Regions from separate parts of the Mus musculus genome. Here region 2 is linked to region 1. Evidence: chromatin loops called from intact Hi-C (ENCODE). Cell type or tissue: left cerebral cortex. All regions are shown on one strand. Links, peaks and the distances in the headings refer to the core of each region. The heading gives the core; the rest is flanking DNA.

Evidence for each region. Peaks named below come from ENCODE experiments on the same cell type or tissue, not always from the same donor. Only the 100,000 strongest peaks of a DNase experiment are listed, where the experiment ranks them.
Region 2: a loop joins it to region 1, with 22 times the contacts of the local background. A loop is called at or near these places in 1 of 42 quality-filtered maps.

Annotation. Positions count from the first base shown.
Region 1 is chr11:107,638,104-107,644,778 of GRCm38, forward strand. The region is part of intron 21 of Helz (helicase with zinc finger domain); the gene reads left to right. Among named protein-coding and RNA genes, the nearest start is that of Mir6932, 3.7 kb to the left of the region's middle. In left cerebral cortex, for the core only: no CTCF peak of the experiment used is centred there; no DNase peak of the experiment used is centred there.
Region 2 is chr11:107,544,524-107,551,198 of GRCm38, forward strand. Helz (helicase with zinc finger domain) reads left to right here and starts at 3,410. Exons shown (of 33, transcript NM_001368755.1): 1 at 3,410-3,458; 2 at 4,823-4,878. Gm39426 (a long non-coding RNA gene) reads right to left here and starts at 3,471. Exons shown (of 3, transcript XR_003949607.1): 1 at 3,398-3,471; 2 at 2,259-2,500; 3 at 869-2,144. In left cerebral cortex, for the core only: a CTCF peak has its summit at 2,463; DNase peaks (open chromatin) are centred at 1,435, 2,432, 2,997 and 3,463; H3K4me3 peaks cover 2,361 bases; H3K27ac peaks cover 1,029 bases.

The DNA of each region.
Region 1 (6,675 bases), core at 1,300-5,299:
TTGATTTTCTTTTTATAGCAATGTTAAAACAGAAAATGCAACTTTGTTAAGAAAAGCCAACGTATTCTGTCATAGCGCATTATTGTCTCAAGACTGATTTCTTGCTCAGACAAAAAGGAGACATCAGTTTTAATGAGGAAGTGTTGAGTCACAGAGTCCTGTGCTTCAGAGAGACCACATGGTCGCCAGCATTGACCTCACGGCCTCATCTGAGCCTTCCTGGCTTTCTTTCCCAATTTCTGGTTTCCAGAGAGGATGCAGGTGTCCTGAAGGGTCGCTCACAGGAAAGCAGTCTAGGCACCCTGAGGTTAAGGTTCTGGCTATCACAGGGCTTTAGGAAAGTGGAGGGAGTGTGTGGCTGTCTTTAGGGACTGGATTTCTAATCTCTGCTTGTGGTGTTTACAGAGAAATGGCTTTTGTTGCCTAACAGGAACTCCTCTATCCCTTTACAGATTGATCGGAGGGTTATAGTTAGAATCCAGTGCAAAAAAGCGTCAGTGCCACTTGCTCAAACCCTAGCCCAAGCCAGGGAGCCTGGCATTGTCACTAGTCTGTACCGTTTAATTTTAGAACAGGTAAACTTTTCCATGGTGGCCTTCGGCTCTCCTTTGTTGTTTTGTCCCCTGACTGGAAGCCACTGGCCTGGTCATGATAGGTGGGAGGACTGACACCTAAAATCCAGAAGGCCCTCATGTGGCACCAGGGATCATACCCACAAGGGATCGTATTCAACCAGCAGGGCACTGGGCCCTTTTCCTTCTCATTCTGTTTTCAGGTATTTTCCAAGCTCCAGGATGTGTATAGCACAGCTTTCCTGGACTGCCAGTTTTATTCAAAGTATTTTGGAAAAGAATTAATTTTATATTATGAAAATGCAAAGGCAACATTTGTGTGACCTTTAAATATTAGACATGTAACTTTAGAGAAACTTCAAATGACTTTGAACTTAATTAGGACATGATTGTTCAGTTCTGAGTTACTGCTGTCAAAATTTTGAGGTACATTGCCCAGGGCCTCTTCCATGGACAGAAAACCAGGTTTTGATTTACTGTAGCTGAATCAAAAGGAAAAAAAAATAAAGTGTATATTAATTAGGTAATTAATGGTGTTAATTCATTTACATATATAATATATTTTGATCATATTTATATCCCCTGCATTACAGGGTAGACTTTGTTTGTTTCAAAACAGAGTCTCACTATGTATCCCTGACTGGAACTTACTGTATAGGCTAGACTGGCCTTTAATTCAAAGAGATCTGCTTGCCTTTGCCTCCCAAATGCTGGGATTAAAGTCCTGCACCACCATGCTGGGCCTTACTTTAATTATTTTACTTATATGTACACATGGGTATTTTGTTTCTAATGTATTTGTTTATTTTACTACTATTATTTGTAATTTGACTTTTATTCTTAGATTATAATTATATCATTTCCTCTTCTCTTTCCTCCCTCCAATTCCTCTCCTCCATATATCCCCTCACTGTCTTTGAAATTCCTGACCTTCCTCTATTTTCCTTAATTGTGTGTGTGTGTCCATCTGTCTATCTCTATCTCTGTCTCTGTTTCTATCCCTAACTATATAAATGCAATTCAGTGTCTATAAACTTCCTTGTCTGTGTGTTTTCAGGACTGACCATGGGTACTGACCGTGGGTAAGCAGTTGATGTGCTTTTCCCTGGGGAAGGCTATTTCTCCTGCTCTCAGCAGTTGCCTATGATTCTGTGGTCTAGGATTGAGGCCTAGTGAACTTCCCCTTTCTGTGTTAGCATGTCTGTTGGTGTTATCTTTGTTCAGGTCATGTTTAGGCAGTCATGTTAGGTGACACTTTATGTGTTAGCTTCATGGATGTTTTTAGGAGACAGATTCTCATAGCAAACTTTCTATTTCTCTGGCTCTTACAATCTTTCCACTCCTGAGTTGTGTTGTGGATAAGTATTAGTTCGATACAACTCTGCATTTTGATCAATTGTGTTTTGTTTTGTTTTGTTTTGTTTTTTTTGTTTTTTTTGTTTTTTTTTTTTTGTAATGGTGAGAGGTTTCCTGATTGAGGAGTGCAGGTCACACTTCTATCTGGATCTAAGGGTAGTTTTAGAATGTAGCTATGATGGATTATGTTGGTTGTGGTTTCTCCTCCGAGGTCCATGACTTTACTTGTCCTGGGTAGGTGGCTACGTTTCCATTACCGGAAATGATGATTGGATGGGTTGGATGGGTCTTAAGTCTAACTCTAGAGCTGTTGGTTACTGCTAAGGCATGTGTGCCAGTATTGTACCCAGGAGGTTATCATGTCATGCTGGTCATTGTGGTTTGTACCTGGATGCCACCATTGGTTGCTCTCCGTGGGGAGCCTGCATGGTGCTTTCTTGTACCATGAAAGCTAGTCCTCAGGGAGGTTTCAGCTCTGCTCCAGCTGGGTCCTCTGTCCAAAGTGGCTTCAGCAATTGGGGTTTATCTTCCACTTCTGGGTAACAGCTGGAGCCTATATATGGTGTTGGGAGACTTTTAGACAACCTTGACCAGTAACTCAAAAGAGGATTTCTTGTTGCTGGTGCTGGTATTTTGTTAGATAGTCTCTGGTTGGGATTGGTATCAGCCCAGATGGGGAAAGCTCATTTAAACTATGTAAGTAAGTATATGAGCAGACATACGTGCATTATATATTTAGTTGTTTAATGTTGTCTCTAAGGACAGCAGTATATATCTAACTGGAATCCATTTCAGATCTATGTAACTAAATTTCACTGATATGGAGAAACCCCTACATAGCTCCACGCCTCCCTCCCCCAGCTTTTATTTTCATACATACTGTGTCAGTGTTTAATAAGTTGTTAAATTGTGTGTGTGTATTTCTATTTTAAAATTCCAAGAGAAGAAAAGGGACAAACATAGAGAGTTTACTACAGCAACACTCCCCGTTTATGGGGAGCTCCATGATGGTGAGCATTCTAGCTGTGTGCCCTGCCACGAAGCTACACACCAGCCTATATAATATCCACGGAGTGCTTGCCATCTCTTCACCTCTCTATGGGTTTGTGTGACCCCCCTGGCATAATTCCCCACCTGCCTCATTTGTGCTTAACTGTCACACACAGTGCACCGATACATGTTGTAGCTTGGCAGTCATTATTTCCTACAGTTGCTCTTAGCTCAGTTGGGAGGAGGAGGGAAAGGGACAGCTGTGCCCTGCCTCTGGTGGCCCTCAGGGTCACGCTCCCAGCGGCTCTCTGGATGTGCACTGCTGTGTGCTGACATTTGGGTTTAGACTGAAGCATGTTCTTTAGCATTTCTGGCCGGTTCTTTTGCTAGTAGGGAATTCTCTCAGGTGCTGTTTATCTAGAAATGTCTTATTTTGCCCCAGTTTTGAAAGTTTTGCTGGATGTAAGATTTCTGGTCATTTTTCTCTCTCTCCATACTGATTTCCCCTTCTCTTTTTGGCCTCTGGTTTTGTTTGTTCATTTGTTTGTTTTTGTGTTTTTGTTTTTTGTTTTTTGTTTCTTTTCTGATGAGAAGTTATATCTTTGTCTTAGAGTCCCTTTGTAAATATGGTTGTTTTTAAGATTTCACTTTTGTCTTTGACTTTGAGCCTTTTGACTGTGCTATGTCTGGGTGCACAGGTTCACTATTTCTATTTCTAAATCACATATGAGACAGGTTTCTCTGTGCAGCCCTGGCTATCCTGGTACTCACTATGTAGACCAGGCTAGCCTCAAACTCACAGAGGTCCACCTGCCTCTGCCTCCTGAGTGCTGGGATGAAAGGCGTGTGCGTCCTTGGATAATTTTATTAGTATACATCTCTTGTAAAGAGGAGCAGGTTTCATTATGGCATTGTCATTCGTGTATATCAAGTTCTTTGGTGGTGTTTAGTCCTCTCTTCCCCTTTCTTATTCCTGATAACCCTCCTCTTTCCTCTCCCCTTACATTGTACCTGTGAGAGGTAACATATGCTGTTTGTCTTGGTGAGGTTGGTTTGTTCCAGACTTACTACGGTGATCTCTAGTTCATCCATTTTCTTGCCATCACCCCACACCCCACAAAAGAAAACCTAGCATATTTTTTTTTCCTTTTTTGATGGCTGAATAAAACCACACTTGTGTGTGTGTGTATACTTATATTTGTATTATACTTTGTTACTCCATTCATGGACAGCTGGCTGTGAGCAGTGCAGTGGCGAGGCAGGTGTGATGGCATCTCTTGCAAGCTGACTTTGATTCTTTTGGCTAGAGCCCAGAAGCAGTGAGGCTGGCTCTTAGGGTCACTCTAATTTTAATTTTTCAGAAGCTTTCCTACCAGTTTTCTTTGAATATATTTAATGCATTTTTTTCTTTTCTCCCTCTGATCTTTTCTAATATTAGGCACATGTTGGAACTCAATGATGTTCTTTTGGTAATTTTCTTCTTTAGTTTTTCTTACTCTGTGTTGTGTATCCTGCCCTGCTTCTTGCTTGCTGAGTCCCTCCATCAGCAGGTACTATTTGGGTGCTGCTGGAGTATTTTTTTTCATCTCAGGTGTCTTTCAAGTTTTAGGGGCGCAAATTGCTCCAATTGTGATCCAGCTGAAGTTGGGTTTCTTGGCAGTGTTGCCAGCTCGTGAGGCTTGCTTTTTGCTGTTAATTATCTGTCTGTCTGTCTGTCTATCTATTTATCTACGTACAATTTCAAGACAGGGTTTCTTTGTGTAGCTCTGGCTGCCCTGGAACTTATGTTGTAGACCAGGCTAGCCTTGAACTCAGAACAAGGTATCCTCTTGCCTCTGCCTCTAGAATGCTGGGATGAAAAGTGTGTGCCACTGCCTGTGTGTCAAAGTATAGGTCTGTGCGTCTGAGTACAGATGCCTGTGGAGCCCAGAAGGGGTGAGGTGCTCTGCAGCTGGGGCCTCATACATACAGGTCAGCTGCCTGGCAAGCCTGCTGGGGATCAGACTCAGGGCTTCTGGAGGACGAGAAAGGATTGTCAACTGCTGAGCCTTTTCTCCGGCCTCCAGTAGAATCTTCTGCATTTAGACCAAGGAAAGTTGAGGCCATTGTTGCTCACTGGCTGCTGAGTGGACATAAAGTAGGTTTTTTGTCCTAAGAAGGACTTCCCTCTTCTCCTGTGTGTTTGGTTGGTGTGGTTTTTTTTGTTTTTGTTTTTGTTTTTGTTTTTTGTTTTGTTTTTCGAGACAGGGTTTCTCTGTATAGCCCTGGCTGTCCTGGAACTCACTTTGTAGACCAGGGTGGCCTCGAACTCAGAAATCCACCTGCCTTTGCCTCCCAAGTGCTGGGATGAAAGGCGTGCTCCACCACCGCCTGGCTGTTTGTTTTTAAACTTAATGTTTTTATTGATTATTTGGCAATTTCATACAATGCACCCCAATCATGTTCCCAGTCCTCCCAGGTCCACTCCACCCTGTGACCTCCCCCAAAACAAAAGGAGAAGAAAAACTTACCAAGTCCAACTTGTGCTGCCCATATACTCACTGGAGCATGGTCAAACTCCCAGTGGCCAGCCCCTTAAAGAGAACTGAGTGTGACCATCCTCTGCTCGCTCCCACCAGAAGCCATCAGTTGGGGAGAGCTACACTTCAGCATCCTTATCACAATTTTAAAAGAGCTCTCTTCATCTCTTCAATGACTTCTTGTTTAGACTGTTTCTTTGTTGGGGGAATGGGGTGGGGCAGGAGAGAAGTTGTCACAGAATTCTTACATATCTCTTGTTTTCAACTGTGTCTGCAGTCATCAGTACCACTGCAGAAGAAGTCGCCTTGCCCCTTTGTAGTCAGTGGCAGCATTGACCATGGAATTCCACATGGTTTCTGGCTACAGCACAGGTCACAGACACCATCATGGCCCTTGGTGTTAGCTTGGACATCACATAGGCAGCAGGGCCGTGGATCCTAGCATGTCATTAGAGGCAGCGTGGATATCAGCATGGTCCCTTGGTGGTAGCACACACCACAGACATCCACACAGCCCTTGGCCGCAACATGGTCCATGAATGTTGACGTGGTCTCTGGTGGCAGCATACTGTCCATATCACTTTGCTCCCACTCCCTTCGGCACCTCCCTTGTGCACATGGCTCTGTTCTGCCATCTTTCCTTCCAGTTTTGTGAGTCTACTTTTTAAATGGATCTTCCCATAGGACCTGCCCTTCTCTAGTTTTCTGGGGACACTGTGAACCTGCAGACTTCTCTGCCACTGCTTTGTCTCCTCTGGGAACTTCCATGGGTCTCTCGGGCTCCTCAGAGCTGCTCTGTGGTCCCATGTCGGGTGCCAGCTTTGATCCCAGCCTTGCTTCAGGTTTTTATCCTTGATAGTGTTCCTGGGTCTGGCTGTGCAGTCCCTGCTCCTTCACACACACCCCAGTAGCGTATAGATGGAGTAGATGTTGAGGTGGACCAGCCTGGAACACTGGCTCTAGGCCCAGAAGGCCTTCCATTCTCCTGCGGTCTTGCTCAGATCTCCCCTGTGCCATAGGATGTGGGCACGGGGTGTAGGCTCTATGCAGCTGCTGCCAGCTGCGCAAACCAGCTTTTGCAGTGGTAAACTGTGGGGAATGCAGTCTAGAATGTTTGCTGGCTGCTAAACCACCTGCAATACCCCCTCAACACAGGGATCTGAGGGAGATGGAAACTGCTGCTGGGACAGTTCAGGAAGCAGTCCCCAGGGCGCATGCCCCAGCTGCTCACTGTTCTT
Region 2 (6,675 bases), core at 948-4,947, 94 kb before region 1:
CACACACACACAAAGAAACAAACCAAAAAACCAAAACCAAACCAAACCAACAACAAAAAAACCCCAACTGAACTGTATGTAGTCAGGGGACTACTTGTAATCTCACCACTTGGGAGGCAGAGGCAGAAAGGTCAGGAGTCAGGGTTATTATTGGCTACATAGCAAGCTTGTGGCCTTCCTGTTATAAGAACATTAGGTTTGAAGTGTCTATGAGAGATACAAGGAAGTTTCACACTCAGGCGCAAAGCACGAAAACAGTACAAGACACTCAGGAATCCCCATTTGACATGAACACTTAAATCCAGGAAAGAGGTGACTAGACAGTATACCTGAAGAACAGAGGCCTAGAGACCAAGTCCTGGCAGTCTTCAAACTAAGAAGGTATGGTCATGGGTGATGGGGGAGAGAGAAGATGGGGAAGGAAGAGGGAATCAGGGCTGCTGGTGTCTATCAGCTCAGAAGCAGAACAGAGCCAAGTTAACAGCAGCTGAATTGTCCCTAGCTGAATGTGATCAGAGCCATCTGAAAAGATGGTCAGTCCACTTCAGCCATCAGTACCTTCTCCTTACCCTCTTGCACTGATAAAAGTTTGCCAGAAAACATCTGCTAAGCATCTATGGGAGTGGGGCAGACAATAAGACAAATTGATAAGAGGATTTCTAATAATGGTAGCAGAATCAAATGGCCTGTTCTTCCTTCCTTCCTTCCTTCCTTCCTTCCTTCCTTCCTTCCTTCCTTCCTTTCTTTTTTTGGTTTTTCGAGACAGGGTTTCCCTGTATAGTCCTGGCTGTCCTGGAACTCACTTTGTAGACCAGACTGGCCTCCAACTCAGAAATCCTCCTGCCTCTGCTTCCCGAGTGCTGAGACTAAAGGCATGTGCCACCAAGCCCGGCGGCCTGTTTCATTTAAGGGGATGGTAGATGTCCTTCTGGAGGAGTGACACAAACAGAGACCTGGATGATGAGCTGATGACTGGCAGATCAAGGGAAATATTTTTCTCAGGGAAAGATCGTGGGGTGATGTAGGGAAGAGAGAGGCCACACTGGACTCATTATGGAGGAAGGGCAATCTCATATTGATCTTGTAGGCTATGGCTGGGAACTTAGGCTCATCTCAATTGTGATGTGAAGGCGTAAGTAAGATTTGTATTTCACAAATGTGAACTACAACTGTCTATCTGAGTTGGTCAGAATGGAAGGGCAGGCCCGGAGCGGGAGAACCTCCTGGAGGAGGTTCTTTCAGCACAGGTAACAGGTGGCATCTGGGACAAGAACCTGCCAGAACACACACCAGAGGCAGTGACATAAATGGAACCTGTCTTTGGGCCAAAGCTTTTCTAAAGCAAAGAAAGGCTACCTAGCAAAGAGGCAGCTTGGCAGGCATAGCCCGTGTGCTTCGGTTGATTACTTACTTACAAGGAAGCTCAGATCGCCCACTTGAAGTTGCCAATCATCACATTAGTGCATCCTAGTGGCTAAAGAAATGCAGGAACTGGAGGAGGAGCAGCTAGGGTACCCTGGAAACAAGACGTGGGCGCCTTCCTTAGCAGGGAGAGCCAAGGGACAGGTAGTGGACACCCTGACCACCCTAGAGGTGCCCAGAGCTCTTGTCTCCAACTCAACTGAAGCTTCTCAGAAGCTCTGAAAAGCGGTGACTCAGGGGAGGTTCCTCCCTGGAAAACCTCTTCCTAGTCCGTTGGAATGACTCACCTGCTCCCTCCCTCAAGAGTGACCCCGGGGCCAATCCCTTAATGAGTCCGCACCTCACCCTTCTCTTCAGGCTGAGACAATAGAATGGTGGAGCTTTTGGCTCCCTGCGGGCAGAGGTTGTCAGCAATCACCCAGGTAGCTAAAGACTGCTCTGGTGGGATCCAGAGGTGACTAAAAAAGGTAGATCTAAGACCCTTTGCACCGAAAAGAGTGTGTTTGCGCGATAGTGCCTGTTGCCTCAGGATCTTTGAATTTACAGAACCATTTAACAGCAAGCTTTGGTATATTGGAGATTTATTTATTACTGGGGATTAAACCCTCGCTAAAGCTAAACAACAGGATCTACCCGGAAGTCTCGGAGCATTTTCTTTTGGACACAAATCTTGCTCCGGGGAGGCGAGCATCTAGAGGTCCTCAAACTCAGCAGTGCTGACACTGGAGGAAGAGAATGTATAGGGTGGGGGTGGGGAGTTAATGAACAGACCTACATTTCTGGCAGGACTAGGGCTGCAAGGAGCTGGTACTTCATGGAGCAAAAGGGGTGGTCACCTGAGCTAGGTGTTGCTCGCCTGAAGCAACGCGGGAGGGGCGGGGAAAGCGCTGGGCTTGTCTTGCAACCAGAAAGCAGATGCCCGCGGGATGCTCGCAAAGGTCTGTTGCCGGCGCACGGTCGCCTCCTACTTCCTGCGTCCTGGTCGCCTCCAAGCCACTCTGGACATCCCCCTCCTCTCTCTGCCCAGAGCCAGCGTGGCGCCCGCCCTCTACCTTGTCCCGCCGCCTGGGGTCGCCGCCTTGTGGGAACAGGACAGTTGAAACGCGGTAGGCACTACCCCCCAACCCACCCGGGGGACCCCCTCCCGGCCCAGGCGCGCATCCACGCCCCACCCGGACTCTGCAGCCGGGTTCTCTTGAGTTACCTGCATGGGGAAGTCACAGTCCACAATTTGGACTCTAACCCGGCTGAATTCTAAAGCCACATTCCTAGGGGAGGGGGTCCTCCGACCTAGAGGGTCGCAGATCACATTACCGGCCAAGAGGAGGGGACCGCGCGAGTAAACTGGGGTAAAAGTTGCATTTAGCTTAACCTTCCCAGATCCCAATTGCAGCTTTGCGGGCGGATTGACTCGGCGTTTCACCGAGTTCCTGGGATCCTAGGGCCCCAGAGTGGCTTCTTAGGATACCGACACTGTCCCCGCGCGCGAGTGCGACATGCCTGGCGGATGCCCCGGGGCGGGAAGCGCGAGCGGTAGCAAGGACCTGGAGCTGGGGGAACCGCTCGCAGGCGTGCGCATTCATGCGCTCATGCATCCCTGCATACATCTATGCATCCGCTAGCCGGCTCACACACCACCCGCGTCCGGGACACGCCGTGTTGATTGAATGCAGGAGTAGGGTATCTGGCTACTAGGGCAGGATCGCGGCGGGGCAGACAGCAGCTCGCGTAAGGAATGGGGGAGATAGGGACGGGGGTGGGGGGAAGAGAGAGCACCCCAAAGGCACAGTTGGAAAACTGGGTGTGTGAGTAGGGGTGTTCCTTGAGAAGTCTCGCAGGCGCTGAAGGGGGCCGGGCGGGCCTCTGGGGCCAACTTTCCGGAGGGAGGTGCAGCCGGAGGGGGCGGCGCCGGCGGCGGGAGGCGGGAGTCGGGGGCCGAGGGGGGGGGGGAGTCACTTTAAAGGCTCTTTCTTACCCATAATGCTTTGTGGGGACGTTGACAAGTGGATCCAAGATGGCGTAGAAAGTAATGACAGGTAAGTCCTGACTTCCCCGTTCTCCGCTGCCCGGGTCGCTTCAGGAGCCTCCAGAGCCATCCGGGGAGAGGCCCGGACTCTCCTCGGGTGCTCCGGGTCCGGGACAGCGCGGCCCCGGGGACAGCGGGGGATCCCGCCGGCCGCCGGCAGGGCCTGGGGAGCGGGGCTCTCTCAGAGGCGAGGCCCGGACGCTGGAGCTGTTTACTGTTTCTTCCCCTCCTCAATCTCCTTTTCCCTCCGCTGGGGGGCTGAGGTGCCAGGGACCCAGGCGGTGGCCCGAGGGTCCTTGCACACGCCCGAGGTTCGGGGGGACCCGGGAGCCCGCGCGAGGCTGCTCCGGCACGGGCCGACCCTGGGGTCCCCGCACGCCCCGCGCCCCAGGGTCGCGGCTTAGGGTGGGGAGCGGGCGGCCTCCCACGCCGCGCGCGGTGCAGCCCTCCGGGTTAGCATTTCCACCCAGGGTGGGGCGGCGACCCCAGGGCAGGGGACAGCACGAAAGTGGGTCAGGGGGCGCCCCTCCCCAGCAGAGGGCTCTGCTCAAGATTCACTGTGGTCCCCCTCTCCCCGCCCCCCTCCTGGGACATGCGTGGCCCGTGAGCACATCTACAAAAACAAATGCACAGTCTCTTCCTGGAGGTGTCTCCAAAGGCCCCTTTCTTTCCTTCTCTCTCTTTACCCTCAAGGGCTCGGACACATAGTCCTAAGTAGGAACTGTGATTTCTCTCCCCAAAATGAGTTGAGTCTTCTGCCCCCTGGCCTTTGCTGAGGGTCCTCACAGACAGGGCTGGAAGCCAGAGCCTTCAGATTCCTTTTGGGTTGGGAACCTTGTTTTTTTTTTTTTTTTTTTTTTTTTTTGTTGAGCTCCGAAATTGGCATCCTTTCTCCCTTGCAAAGTTACACTTTTTAGACAAGCCATTAGGATAATCAGAAGTGTAACTTCAGAGATAGTGGATGCCGGGAGCAGCCGGGGGAAGAGGGAGACGTTATCTGGCCTAGTTTGTTCTTGATTTTGCTCTCTTCACTCATATGAATAGCTTTTTTCCCCCCCTCCTTGATTTTTTTCTCCCTTCTTTTATTTTTGAAAGTAAGACTAATCAGTGTAGAATAGATGAGTTTATTATGTTTAAGGTTGAAGACTATTTTCTAATCTGTTGCTGAAAGAAAATATTTTCAATTTTAGGTAAAAGAAGCAAATTTTTTTCCCCTCCAAAGCTTCATCCTGTATCTTTTTTTTTTTTTTTTTTAAATAACTTTTTCCACTTGAAGTGTATCCATATTCTTTTACTAAAGGACTATAAAATGCTTGTAACTGGTAACAGCTCCAACTGGTGTTGCATACCATCTTCTTTTTCTGTTTGCTCCAGGAACTGGATGAAGTAATTGATCACTAATGAACTACAGAGCCGGTGAGATGTGCAAGGTGAGACTGAAGTTCAAAAACTACACCCTGTTTCCCCTCTTTCTTGTATCCAACTCAAGGGTCAGGGAAAGCTACTTTCCAAATAGATCAGTCAGCCGACTGGGATACAGGCAAGGCGAGATTTAGGAAAGACATACCATCCTTTTTAGTGGCTCCCACTTATTCATACGTACTGAAGCTTTTCTAGAGCTAAATGTTAGCTGTGGCTATATACTTGATCAATGTCTTTTCCAGGAGTAATTATAGTTTGCCTCTTCTCATTTCCTTGGCTAACTTTAATGGGATGGTCTGGATTTAATCTGTTTTCACGTCCATTGCTTGCCCTACACTGAGTATAAGAAATTGGCTAGATGAAGTCTGCACACCCACACTTTCTGGGATGTTTATGAAGTATATCCTTTTCCATCATGAATAATATTTTTCAGCAAGCAATCGCTTCTATTTTTATTTTTCTTAGTTTTTGGTTTTGTGGTGCTGGTATGTTTAAGACCTAATGGCCTCACACATCCTAGGAAAAGTGCAGAACCATTGAGCCATATCCTTAGTCCCTTCTATTTTTCCAAAGCCGAATAGTAAATGCCTGATAGTACTTTAGAACAAAAATGATAGTGTTAAGTTCTGTGTTGCTCAGGGGGTTTGACGACTCAGTCATCACTTCTGATCATATATGGTGTGTAAATTTATTGTTTTATTTATCCCATGTAATACGTTGGATCTGTGTGTGTGCCTGAGAGAGATAGAGTGGGGGGCGCAGGAAGGGAATCACTATAGTTTCTTTGGCTGGCTAAGTAGGCAAGGCTGACCTTGAACTCCTGATTGCTGTGATTAAAGTTATGTCTGGTGTAATGCCTTGGATTTAAAGGACTCTTTTTGTTTTGTTTTGTTTTGTTTTTTTTGTTTTTTTGAGACAGGGTTTCTCTGTGTAGCCCTGGTTGTCCTGGAACTCACTCTGTAGACCAGGCTGGCCTGGAGAACTCAGAACTCTGCCTGCTCTACCTCCCAAGTGCTAGGACTAAAGGCGTGCGCCACCACTGCCCCGCTAAAGGACATTTTTAAAAAAAAAATTATTTATTATATACACTGTACACTGTAGCTGTCTTCAGACACTCCAGAAGAGGGAGGCAGATCTCATTATGGATGGTTGTGAGCCACCATGTGGTTGCTGGGATTTGAACTCAGGACCTTCGGAAGAGCAGTTGGTACTCTTACCCACTGAGCCATCTCTCCAGCCCGCTAAAGGACATTTTTATATTAGTGAACAGTTCGTGCTGTGTACCAGGGAGAGAGAAGCTTGTTATGGTTTTTAACCATTTTCTCAACTTAATGATACCTTATTGTGGTTGCTTTAGAGAAATATAAGTAATTATGGTCAATTGGCTTATTGTATACTTATTTACCCCCCAACACATTTGGGCATTTAGATTTTGAAGTTCTCATCATCTTTTCGTATCTAGTACATCTTTTTCAGAATAAGCTATACTCCCCAGCCCTTCACGCGTGAAATATACAGTTGCCACTTTGCCCTTAAAATACAATAAGGGGGTGGGAACTTGGGAAAGGGAGGTGGACAGAGCTCCAGAGTCTTCTAACACACAGCACTTCCACTTGGGTTGAAACTCAGCAGTGCCTATTTTAATTTTAATTTTTGGCAGAGCAAATAGAGAGTTTTAAATTTGTTTTCAGCGTGTGGATGGAGGCATATTCTTGTCTCAGACCTCTCAGTTTGAACTCTCCTCTTGTTTTGTTCGAAACAAATAGGTAGTTCTGTGGGTCGGAGCCACAGATCTGTTTTCTGCC